2 separate regions of the Homo sapiens genome follow, and region 1 is linked to region 2. The links are chromatin contacts, found by Hi-C in ENCODE. All regions are on one chromosome and are shown on one strand. The core of a region is the stretch at or near the end of the contact, and the rest is flanking DNA. Distances in the headings are between cores, read along the strand shown. Region 1 holds the start of GOLIM4 (golgi integral membrane protein 4). Region 2 holds the start of ZBBX (zinc finger B-box domain containing).

Region 1 (6,405 bases), core at 2,053-4,552, 720 kb after region 2:
GCCAGGTCAAGCAATCCCACCTAACTAAACAAGTATTAAGACTGGAGAGCCTGATGTCCTAAAAGCCCATCTATGCAGGTGGTACACAGTGCTGTTGAGTAAAATGTCATTTGTCTTGGAAAAGGGAAGCAAAAGTTGCATACCACCAGAAAATGTACATTAAATGGCTTACACATGGGAAATCCAAAATAAATGCTACTGAAGTCAAAAGTGAATCCACAAAAAACAAAAACAAACAAAAAAATACTTTAGCCTGCTTGTGAAATAATTATTCATGCACAATTATACTGCAAGTTTTGTAGCACCATAATTAGAGAGGAAATGACAAAAGAATAAATTAAGAAAGGGACTTTGAAGCCACTTATTCAAATTAGGTAGAACATTTCCATCTGCTGCAAAACAAAAGTTGTATATTTTAATGATCCTGTATTACCATTTACCACCTCTCTTCCCCACTACCACCACCACCACTAAAAAAAGAAAAGGCAAATTAGAAAAGAAATTTCTAAAATTTCAAAATGAAATACTGCAAATAAAGGCCATTATTCAGAAATTAGGGCCTCAGTCAACAATATCCATCGTCCATCATAGGCCGTTGAGGCAAAGGAGCTACTTGAACAAAATATTTTCTTGTTTTATTTGGCTTTCAAAAAGCAAAGACACAGAAGCAAAGTCTCAGAAAGACAAAAGTGCCTGGGATGAACTTACTCGCCACAGTTCAGAATAATTTTTGTTTGTTGTTTGAATAAACATGCATTGATTCCCCTAATGAGTGTCAGGCACAGTGTGGTGCTGAGGAGGTAATGGTGAAAATGACAGCCTTTGCCCTCATGGGACTCCTAAGAGACCAAGGCACACACAACCTCATATAATCCACCATACATGCCCCTTCCAGCCATGTTTATGAAAATCTAGTCCTGTTATACTATTAGACGGTAAATTTTTCCCTTGGTCTGACTCCATGGAACTTCACAGGGAAGCAACTGATACCTTGTAAATAAATAAGTAAACAAATATCCATATTCTCATACCAACAATAACTCATGGGTAAATTTCAATGAGTTTAAAGAAAATTTTGTGAACCTAAGAGCGTATCAAAACGGGTTTTACTTTTGAACCAAGCCGAGCCATATATTTTCATTGCCTGTGGCTATGCAGCGTCAGTAAGCTAAAAATACTTTTCTTTCTTCTAAGTTGGGAAGAGCAAGTTAAGTCCAAACAATCGGATGTGTATCATTTTCTCTCATCTTAAATTTTTTACTAGAAAACACTCAAAATAACTGAAGCAAAGAAGAGGCATCTGTTTCATATCTGCACACACATACACAGAAACATCCCTCTAGCTTGCATCTATCTACCTAGCAATATTAAACAAGCTATATTTGCATCATCAGCAAAGTCTGCCAACATTTCACCACTTACAGCTATTTATTATTATTTTTTGGTTGGGGAGAAAGCTGCATAAGTATTGAAAACTAACCACAAGTAAAAGCTTGCAAAAAAAATATGTATAGGATACGTCCTTAACAAGAGGACATGGTGCTGACTTTGAATTTACGTTAAAAGTAAATTCAAATTCAAATTCTGAATTTACATTTAAAGTAAATTATGTTTGTGAAAATTACATTAAATTAGATTCTAAAATAGGATAGAAACTTTAAGTTCTTCTACAGGTCTTGCTCAAGTTGGGTTTGCTGTGCATGGCAAAGTGAAAACCTGTGTTTCTCCTCTTTGGCTTCCCGAAGCTAACTGTAACATACATGCATCTCTGTGATGAAGTAAAAGCTACTTAGGAAGACAAGTAAACCTGTTTTTAAAGAAATAAACTACTGCAGGATGGTGAATGGTATGTAGTGTGGACTTTTCCCACACATCCAGCATCTCTAAAGACATCCTATTAAATTAAAAGAATAAGAAATAAGAAACTAGCAGGTCCAGATCTAGGTTCCTTCCATTCGACTGGGCCATGACTTTAATTAAGCTGCTGGGTCATGGCTTAATTTTCCCTTGAAAAACAGCACAGTTTGAGAAATCTCTGCCAAACTCTTCATTTTTTAAGCAACTGACAAAGTCAACAAGAAAGCAAATACCTAGAATCCACGGAACAATGCTCCTCAGAGCAGGGCTGGCAGAAGCGGCGGAGGGCTACCAGTTTCCCTGCCCCGATTGCAGCTGGGCCTTTGACAAGAGCTCGGGTAAAGGACTATCTGTGCACCCGCCCACCAAACGCCCAGCGGGACGATGGGCTGGTGCTACGAAGTTCTAAACCTAACCGCTGGGAGGAAGAAGCGGGAGGATGAGAATGTCATCTCCCCTGACACTCTGGTGCCGGCAGTCCTGAAACGCTCACCTCTGACGTCCCTGAAGGTCAGAGGTGGCAACCACAGTGCCAATAGCTCACCAAAGCCACTTTTCCTGCCCGGGTGGAGGCGCGGGGCAAAGTTGGCCACCGGCTGCGCGCGTCCCGTTAGCCGTACCTTGTAACTGGGCGGAGAGGGACTCCTGGTGCTGCTGGTACTTGAGCGCCACCGCCTCGGCTTTCCGCAGCTGCGTCTGCAGCTCGTAGTAGAGCATCGCGCCGTAGAGAAAGCCGAACACGACGGTCAGCAGCAGCAGCGTCTGGAAAATCCGCTTCTGCTTTCGGGAGCACATCCCGTTTCCCATAGTCCCGCCTGGACCCAAAGCCGCGGCCGCCCCCGCCGTCTCCTCCCCTTGGTCCGAGCGAGCGTCTCAGCAGCGGCCGCCGCAGTAGGTGGCCAGACGCAGCATGAGGAGGAGATGCCAGACACAAAAGCCGGCCCGGAGGGGAAGTGGCGCCCGCTCAGCCCCCGCGCGGCGCGGGGCGCGCAGCCATCGACGCCGCCCGGGCAGCTGCAGCCAAACTTCTGCGAGGCTCGTTCTCCGCGAATGCCCGGGGCCGGGAGGAGGCCCTCCGCATACTTCAGAGCCGGCTGCCCTCGCGCCTGTCCCCAGATGCCTCCTGCCTTTTTTCCTTCTTCCCACTTTTTGGCCCCGCTGCCCCCGGGCAGTTCTTGGAGTCCCGCCCTGGCCACTCCCCGCCCTATCGCGGCGGCTCCCACTGCACGACTTTGTTGCCACCTAAGGGAGGGGGTGCGCGCCCAACAAAGGGACCAGGACTCCGGGCCGCGCCCCCGTGCGGCCTGCCCAATGGGTGGAAGGGTGGGGGCCAGCTGTCTCGGCTGGTTTTGGGGACGGCACAGCGGTGTCACTGACGGGTCGGCTGGTGCCTCTGCCGCCCCGCCACCTCCTGCCCAACTTACGTGTCACCCACGGCCCGGCTATTCTGGCCAACGGGATTCCGGGAGGAAGTCCCACTCGGCCTCCTTGCTCATTGGGCCCGTCCGAGCAGACGCTCCCTCCCTTCGGGGAGGCAGTGCCGGGCTCGATTGGATGCCGGCTTTGTCCGTCCGACCCCAGGGCCGCACCTTCCCTCCCAGTGCCGGGGCCGGCTAGGGGCTCTGTGGGCAGCGCGGCCGCCTGGCGCCGGGGTGCGCCCACGTGGAGTCGGAGAGGGTGGGAAGAGGCAGGCGGAAGGGCGAAGGGCGGGGAGCTTTGGGTGGGCGGGGGACTTGTCCGGGCCTGAGTCTGGGTGAGGTTCGGTGAACACGTGTGTGTGTGTGTGTGTGTGTGTGTGTGTGTTCCAGTTCTCGTTCGGAACGCACGTGGAGAGCGGAGTAAAATGTGTGTATGAACGAAAGAATGGATGGCAGTAACTGTGTGCACTCTGCTGAGTACACTTTCTTTCCCTGTCCAATAAACTGATGCGGCAGACACATGGGATAGCTACATAGCACAATCCCGGTAGTCAAACCAGAGATGCCATGTCGACTGCCTTACCCCATCCAGTGTACTAGCCTAGATGTGTGTGTGCCCACAGATGGCCCGGCAGGAGTCGGGAGACTGGAAGCACGCTAGACTTAATGTTCAATTGTCCACGTGGGCTGGGGAAATCGGCTTGCCATTGGCAGAGAGGAAAGAAATGGTCTCACATTTCTCCTCTAGCTGCAAATAGAATAATTTAAAAACAAATCGTACAGACTGAAATGAGTATCCATTCATTTTGTCATATGTATTTGTTTTATTGGTGGCAAAACACATCAGTTACATTTCTAAATTACATTTTAAAGGGCAACAAAGGTTCCCTATGTAAAAACTAGTACAGCACAGGAAAGGTAGTAACCACAAACCTCTTCGAAGAAATGTATACTGCATTTATTTTTTCTGTGTACTTGAGGGGAATAATTAAGGTTATGCACAAATGATAATTTTTGTTTCTGCTGTTGACCTGAATTCTAAGAAAAGTAAATTTTATCTGTCTGTATAGTGTGGTGTAATTTATGATACACTGCATAATTTTTATATTCTAACTGGACTTTAGTCGTTACCATTGCTAATGGGCCTGAGTGCTCAAAATGGGGGTAAATCTCTTTAGCTAAATGCAACAGAAAGACAGTTCCTGGTGCAAAAGTTTTTTTAGGTGGACTCTGAAATTATAGGTTGCTAAAGCCCTAAAATAAACTGAATTTATAACGATGCTACCCTGTGGCATTTATACCACTGTAAAAATAAAGTGTGTCTTGCATGTGCTTTTCCTTAATAAATAATAACTTGCGTTAAATTATTCAAAATGCTTTCGTGTGCAGATACACTGTCTCACTGATCACAGCCAGGGTGTTAGACTTTCATGTTGGTAAAGAAGCCAAAGTTTATCAAAGTGACTATGACAGCTCTAGGACCTTTTAGGTCTTGCATAAAGTTAGTTACTCAGCAAGATTAGAATCCAGATCCAAACCCTGCTCTATGTCTTTTTCTTCAATAGAAACAATGTTCTCATTCTATTAAACAAGTTACAGTAAGAAATTATATCTCCATTAACATGAGAATCTGATTGTAAAAGAAAACAGTCTAAAGGAGTTTGGGAGTTTTGTTGTGTAAATACTACATAATCTTCCTTATTATTAAATCTACCACTTTAAATTCCTCTTTTTTAGTTTGACTCTCAGAAATTAACATTGGATAATTACTGGAATCTCTTTAAAATTCCTCATAACTAAACATTCCTTACTGTTGTCAGAGTACTTTGTTAAACAAACTCTTCCTCCAAAAACACTATCCAAATTTAGGCTGGGCATGGTGGCTCACTCCTGTAATCCCAGCACTTCTGGGAGGTTAATGCGAACAGATCGCTTAAGTTTGGGAGTATGAGACCAGCCTGGGCAACATAGCAAAACCCCTCCTCTACAAAAAAAAAAATATATAAAAATTTAGCTGGGCATGGTGGCGTGCACCTATAGTCCCAGCTACTCGGGAAACTGAGTTGGGAGGATCCCTTGAGCCTGGTAGGTAGAGGTTGCAGTGAGCCAAGATCACACCACTGCACTCCAGCCTGGGCGACAGAGGTGAGACTCTGTCTCAAAATAAATAAATATATAAATAAATAAAGTTTATGGCAATAATCTTGCCCCATATTTGAAGAGAAAATTATCCTAGCCACAAAAGAAAAAGAAGTTGTATAGAGGGTTGGAAAATTATTGCTCATATATTGTACAATATGTATTTTAGAATCTTTGGAAAATTCTTATGTTTCCTGAATGTATGATTCATCTTAAACCTCTGATTCCTTTGCATCTGATTCCAGACTCCAAAGATATTCTTTGCCTAAAGCTGCTGGCTGACTCTACAGAACATAATAAATGCAGGCCATAAAACACAACTCAATATTTTAGTCATAAAATTTGAAAGACAGCAAAAATTATTACCTGAACTTATCCATTATTTCAAATTCAAGAAGGGTATGTAGAAGTACATAAAATTACTAATGGTGGTATTTTTATAATATTACATTTCCAAGGTAAAGTATGCTGCTAGTTTCCTGAAAATGTCAGTATAGAGCTTTTGAGCGGCCAACATGAGGAAGCTATCCAAGGCCTATAAAATGAATTTACATAACATTGCCTTTGGGTAGCAATTATAACATAACAGCTGTTTATACTGGTCTTGGAAGGTGTGTTGTTCATTCTATTTTATTTTTGCTTCTTTGTTATTTTAAAAATAGTATATATAATTATATTTCTATATTCCATATATTTAACAATATATTTAACTTTAAATTATAAACCCTGAAGAATTTTACTGATTTAGTATTTTATTTCTGAGGCAGGAAGAAATTAACTTAAAGATACTCAAGGTCTTACATTTGAGAAGGGCAAATATAACATTTGGGAATATTAATTCTCTCTAACTTAAGTGAATTTGTCATTTTAATCAAATTTGTTCATTTTCAAAATAAGGGAAGGAAAAAATAAAAAGTTGAGAGAGACAGCTGACGTATAATTTCTAAAAGTAAGATTTTAAATTAATAATATTTAGGATCCTAGAGTAAAT
Region 2 (6,642 bases), core at 142-2,641:
TTGTATGTTACCTTGTGTTATTTTTTGCATCTTTGTTTATATAGATTTTGTTTCCCTAAGTAGCCCAAATATTTGAGAGTGGTCCTACCATTGACCTTTGAAACCCCAGCAATCAATACAGTCCCTATACATAATGTAGTGCCAATAATAATGTGCTAAGTATGTAATTTTTTTTCTACTGCTTTTAGTTTTTTGCACAACCTACCCTACGGAAAAAATTAAACACGCCCTCTTTCCCACTTCAACTAAACTTTTTGTTTTCTTTTTTCCATGTTTCCTAACGATCTTGATGAGCAATCAACAAATATACATTGAACACTCTCTCCCTGCCAGGTGTCAGGTTAAGCACTGAGGATCAAGGTCAACCAGACAGGTATAATACCAGTCTTCACTGAACTTACACTCTGGTGAAGGAAGTAGGTAAAAATTAAAAAGCGAATAAAATAATTGCAAGAATTATTAAGTGTCTTGAAAGACATAAAGGAACTACTTTCAAACAATTCATTTGTAATACAATTGGTAAAATTATGACAGGTCAGGGCAGCCCTCTGTGTAGACTATAAGATAAGCTAAATTGGAGAAAGGCAGAGGGAGTCATTACATTTGCATAAGCATACAGTTTGTATAATTTTAATCCTGTGTAGTTTCAACTTTACTATATTTTTTAATGAGCCTTGTTAACTTTAGATTTTAAGTCAAGCTATAAAATATATATAACTGAACCTTACATACCTGAGTCCCTCTACTGCTGATTTTGGGAAGAAAAAATAAACTTCCACATCTTCAGATTTCTCAGGAATCGGGCACCCCGCACCATAGCCCTTACTTGTGAGGAGTAGACTTCAAGAAGTAAGTGGGTGCATGTGAACGCGCAGGCAGACTAAAGGCTACAAAAGGGGATGAAATATGGTTTCTCAGGGTGCCAAATTTTTCATAAGGTGCAAATGACTTCAAAGGATAAAAGGGGCTAGTATTTGAAAGGGTCGGGCTGCAGAAGGGGTACAACTGATGAAGTCCCCAATTTCACTGTCTGGGGTTCACTCTTGATTCATTTATCCATTAGCATTTTGGGCTGGGAAGTCTTTGGTGTATACCAAAGGCTTTCAACTCCTGAGGCCAGGGCCCCGTCCTGCTGCCTGCAGGCCTGGCACTATGTCAGCCTATGGCAGGGGCTCAGCAAACACTTGCTGGGCCGGTGCCTCCAGCTCCACCCGAGCTGAGTCTGCTTCCCAGCCGCGCTGCCCGCTCTGCTCCCCGCACCAACTAGCCCGGGCTTGCTGCCCGCTAGGCGGACTCAGAGACCATCCTCCCCTCTCATCCACCCGCAGACAGACAACCCACCTGGAGACCCCAGCCTCTCGCGTCACCACCGCCGGATGGCCGCGGATAGCTGCCGGGAGTTTCCGTCTTGGTCTCCTTGGTTACCGCGTTACCTCGGTACCCATAGCAACCAGAAAGCTGGGTTCTGCCACTGTCCGCCGGCAGAGGGCGAAAAGGAGCCTGCGAAATGAGAGAGAATGGTGATCACAGGAAGGAAAAGGGCGGAAAAACTCAACAGGCTCTGGAAGCTTTCCGCCAGAGAGGATCTTGGAGATTATGTATGTGCTAAACCTGAGCATGTGTCATATTCCAAGCACAAGTGAGAGACTTATATGTCATATTTGATTCTTCCTCATAGCAAGCCAGCTTAAATCTAAAAAAATTAAGGCACAAAAAATTTGACTATCTTAATCCAAAATTACAAAGCTAGCAAATGGCAGACCTACAAATTAATTCAAGGAGTTTAGTCTCAGAACTCCCACATTTATGCTATGTTTAAATGATTTATCAATGGCTACCATAGGCAAAGTCAATAGAGATTCCAGGTCTCTTCAAAAGTCCAGAACTCTCTTTTCTTTGTACCGAATACATGACCCGTGGAGTCTAATGGGTATAAAACAAAAAGCAAAAGCAAATATATGCACACACACACACACACACACACACACACACACACACACAGTTAACCCACAATTCTCAACTCAACTCTTCCGAACAAAGCTGCACCTGTAGTGAATTTATCTTTGGCTTCCTAAATATGCTGTTTTTTATCTCCCTTTTTAAATACTGCAAGTAGGATGTGTGGTTGGTACTGCACTGTATAGGCTTCTATGCTTAACCACATTGCATCTGTCTCGGTACCAGACTAACAATCCTAACTATTACAGTTAATGTACTAATCTTTACACCATTACTTTTGACATTACTATGCCTGCCAATACCCATTTAAAAAAAAATAATGATTTCACTTGGCATATTCAATTATATAAGATTACAACCACTATGGATAAGAGAAGACAATGGTAGTCTTCTGGTTATAAGTCTGGATTTTGGAGTCAGGCAGATTCAAGATTGAGTGCCAGTACTGCCACAACTTACCTGCTGTGTGACCATGAGCAAGTAACAATGCTCAGTCTAACTGCTTAAATGAGATAACAGTACAGTTAGTCCATACGTAATGTAGTATGGAAGAGTAAATGAAACAATAAATATTAAGTATTTAGCTCTAAGCCAGGCCCATATTGAGTGCTTAATAAACAGTAAGAAACAGTGGTGCTGGTGTGGCTATGATGGTTGCTATTAACGTGTTCATGGTATAACTTTACCACGTCCTTCCTTTAACTTTAATACAAGAACTAGTTTCAGGTGGATGTGCGATACTACTGGTTTTCTTGCACAGACTATTTCCCATACAGGCGCGCTCTTCAAATTACCAAAGATATTTTCAGCTTTCGTCCATTTACTGATCTATTCATTTATTTATTTATTCCACAAATATTTATTGAAAGTCCATTTCCTAGATCCCAAAAATACTGGAGTGAAGAAATCGTCAAAGCCCCTCCTATTTTCAAATATATTTTAACAGGAGCAGAAAGGCAATAAACAAGTATAAATGCATGTCAGCTGCTATGAAGAAAACTAAAGCCAAATAAAGAAATAGAAACTAATTGAGTTCTGTTTTAGGGTAGATGGCCAGGGAAGTATCTGAATGCAAGGAAAGAGAAAGACATGGGCCACTAGAGGAAGAAACAGTCCAGAGAGAACAGTAAACACATGTCAATTATGTCCCAGTAAAGATTATTTTGCAAATAACTTCTCCTCACTTCTACAAAGGACTTTTACTCCAAAAAATGATTCTTACAATGCATTTACTTACACAATAGTAAAATTAAACTCATAAAAATAATGTATAAAGTATTCTTGCACTTTTTGAAAGCATTAAAAGAACATTATCTTATATTTAGAAAAATAGCTTATGCACAGTTATGAAAAGGCAAAGCAGAGACAAAAACTAAGCCTATGCTAAGTCACATAGTAAAATAAAAAGTATGAAGTGCTTGTCTTTCAGAATGATGATTAGTGACAAAATGAAATGAAACATGTCAAAACAATTACAGCTCTAGAGAGATGATATTCTCTCCACTGAAGTAAAATGCGTTTAACTGGCACACCAGCAATGCCGCACACAGTTTACCACAACTATATCAAGAGCACAGTATTCCTGAGGGTTTTTCCAAACTCATGCTTCTTTGTGCCACAGTGGAGACAAGGTTTGAATACAAGTTTTCTGAACTGGAGATATTCAATTTAAAGAGATAAAAATTACCGGCAATGCAGAAATTAAGAGCACAGATTTACATGACTCATTTTACTAAGCTTGAAATAAGGGTCAGGGACTGTAAACAAGCATTATCCAAAACTTAGAAATAAGGTAAAGCCAAAAACAGCATGTCTTTTCAATGCCATACTAGAATACTGTTTAAGATAATCTGAGCATTACATGATTTTCTAAAAAAAAGTGTTGCTTTTCTTATCATTAACTATTGATAAAGTCTCTGTGTAATGTTGTATGTTTATTTGAAGATTTTTTCACCTGCATTTTTCATATCATTTGTATCTGGATATGTAAATAATGTCTTTCCTTTAAATAAAATAATTTCAAAGCTAATGGTTTTATTGCACTATACAACTTTAACCAGTTTTGTATCTAACCTAGAAATCTCATACTAATATTTTATCTCAATTCCTATATACAGTCAGCTACCAAATTTTCTTTGAACCAGCTTTACCATTCTAATAATTCCGTCCTTAATGAATTAAACTGTATCACATGTATATTCTCTACTTAAAGAATATCTTGTTTTTAAGTATTGCAATTATATTTTGATAATACCAAACCTTTGGAAGAAAATGGGACAAATATCATATCTGCAGCTTTCCAGAAGTATTCTCTCAATTTCCATTTGCTCTTTGGCCCTTCAGATTCTTTTATAGGCAAAAGTTTGTGGGCATTTCAAGGTAGCAAAACCAAATTCCTACCATCTCCTTTTTTACAAGCCCTGAAATGTGGTTTTACTTTTACATGAAGCATCTACTTTCTTTATGCCTTGGTAAATGCTAAATATAACATCCTATTACATATGTATGGGGTTTTTCAACTTGTCAAGAAAACTGAGCTTTAGAGACAACATAAAATTACAAAAAATCCTTAGCAAAAACCAAATTAGTATGATATAAATATATTTAAATGCATCCGAATGGCTAAACTTGAGGAAGAATAAAAAGAAACTTAGAGTTAAGAGGTGACATTGGCCTTTTATAATTTTTCTCGGCTTTGTAATTTCTGCCTATCATCCATGACACAGAATTTCTAAGCAAATAAATTTTCATAACACAAGGCAATTATTACTGATGCTTCACAAATGGAGGAGAATCATCAGGGCCTATGATAAATTTTCGATTCCTGCAATGTGCAGTGTCTTCCAAATTGAAAAATAAATGTATAGCCTTGTTGAATGAGCATAGTTAAATTTAATCAACATTTATTCAACACCTGTTCTATTCCAGGCACGGCCCTAAGATAGGTACAAAGGTGAACAAAGACACCGTCTCTGTCCTTGAGTAATTCAAGTGAGAGTTTGCAACTAATTAATATGTAATGTATTAAGTACTACGTTCAAAAAGAATGGGAGCATTACATGTTTGTGGCATGGGCAGAATTTCTAGTTGGTTCAAACATAGTATATGTGGCAAAAAGATAAGAATGAAAAGTTGTGCTAGGAGCACATTAAAAAGCACTTTGAATGTTACCCTATTCACAATGGAAACTGTGAAATTTTCTTTTCTTCTCTCCTCTTAATACCCTCAAATAATTTTTAAAGCAGATCTTTAAGCATCTCAGTATGTGTATAGCCGCATCTTTCAAGGGTAATTCTGGTGGCAATGTAAAAATAGAGCAAGTGGAAAAGAGGAGGACAAGAGACACTTTTAAAATATGGTTATATTAGTCCAAGATAGAAATAATAAGTCTTGAATAAATCAAGGCAGAGGGCAGAGGCCAAGTGAAACAGTTTCAAAGGATTTTGTAAACTCTCAATAGGGCTTGGAAAGTACAGATACATGGTTAGCTAGGAATATGGAACAGAGCTGCTTGTCTCTACATTTGATAGCTTGGTAAATAAGTAGATGGTACTGATAACCAGCCGTGGAAGAGCAAGAGAATAAATAAGCTCACAGAGAGTGGGGTCAAGAAGGCAGGGCAGACTGAGTTTTTACTTTTGCAATAGCAGTAGGGAGGAATACAAAAATATGACATAGCTCTAGTTACTTAGGAGACAACCATATATATTAGGTTACCATCAGCATGTAATCAGATAGTAACCAGAGCTGAAGGAAAAGTTTAAATTGTCCAAGGATTTCTCGGAGAAACTACAGAAGACATAGTATTGAGAGAGGCATTCATTCAGCATTCCTAAAATAGACCAATATAAAACCCATATGTGACCTTCTTTATCCAGCAGTGTTTTTACTGCAGGGTCTCTGCAAATGAGGTTGGCAACCTGAATGAATTTATTCCTGTAATCATCTATTCTTCTCAGTGTTCTCATGCATTTACTGCAGACAAGCATGCACTACATCAGCTGGTAAAAAAGAAGAACTAGCACTGGTCATTGAAGCTTGCATTGCCAATATCAACATTCCTAATACAAAACTTTTTAAATTGTTGGTGTATATATGGGTCCAGAGAAGGTGAAGACACAATTCACATGATGGAGTCTTTAGAAAGTCAGTTTCAAAAAACAGAACACTTTATTTGAACATAAATAACATTATTTTCACTATAACCTCAATTTAATACAATCATGTGTCTCTTAATGATGAGGATATGTTCTAAGAAATATGTGATTAGGTTATTTTGTCATTGTACAAACATCAAAGAGTGAACTGACACAAACCTAGATGTTATACACCTAGGCTATTTGGTATAGCCTATTGCTTCTAGACTATAAGCCCTTATAGCATGCTACTGTACTGAATACTATACACAACTCTAACACAATGGTCAGTATTTGTGTATCTAAGCATATGTAAACACAGAAAAAGGACTGCCAAAATGCAGTATAAAAGACAAAAAAAATGGAATACCTATATAGGGCACTTACCGTAATTAGAGTTGGCAGAACTGGAAGTTGCTTTGGATGAGTGAGTAGGTACTATAGACTTTATAAACACTATAAACTTAGGCTACCCTAAATTTTTTTTAAAAATTTCATTCTTTTAATATAAATTAGCCTTACCTTCCTGTAACTTTACTTTATAAAC

What was found. Hi-C counts contacts between places; a loop is a spot of excess contacts on that map. Pooled maps may share reads with other maps.
Region 1: a pooled map shows a loop between it and region 2 (4-fold over the local background). The contact joins the promoter of GOLIM4 here to the promoter of ZBBX in region 2. A Hi-C loop is called at or near these places in 5 of 50 pooled maps.

What each region holds. Positions count from the first base shown.
Region 1 is chr3:168,092,622-168,099,026 of GRCh38, forward strand. GOLIM4 (golgi integral membrane protein 4) reads right to left here and starts at 3,303. Exons shown (of 16, transcript NM_014498.5): 1 at 2,478-3,303. The coding sequence starts at 2,664. RefSeq lists silencers at 3,079-3,128, 3,419-3,658 and enhancers at 3,330-3,831, 4,029-4,078.
Region 2 is chr3:167,378,906-167,385,547 of GRCh38, forward strand. ZBBX (zinc finger B-box domain containing) reads right to left here and starts at 1,392. Exons shown (of 22, transcript NM_001199201.2): 1 at 1,342-1,392; 2 at 733-887.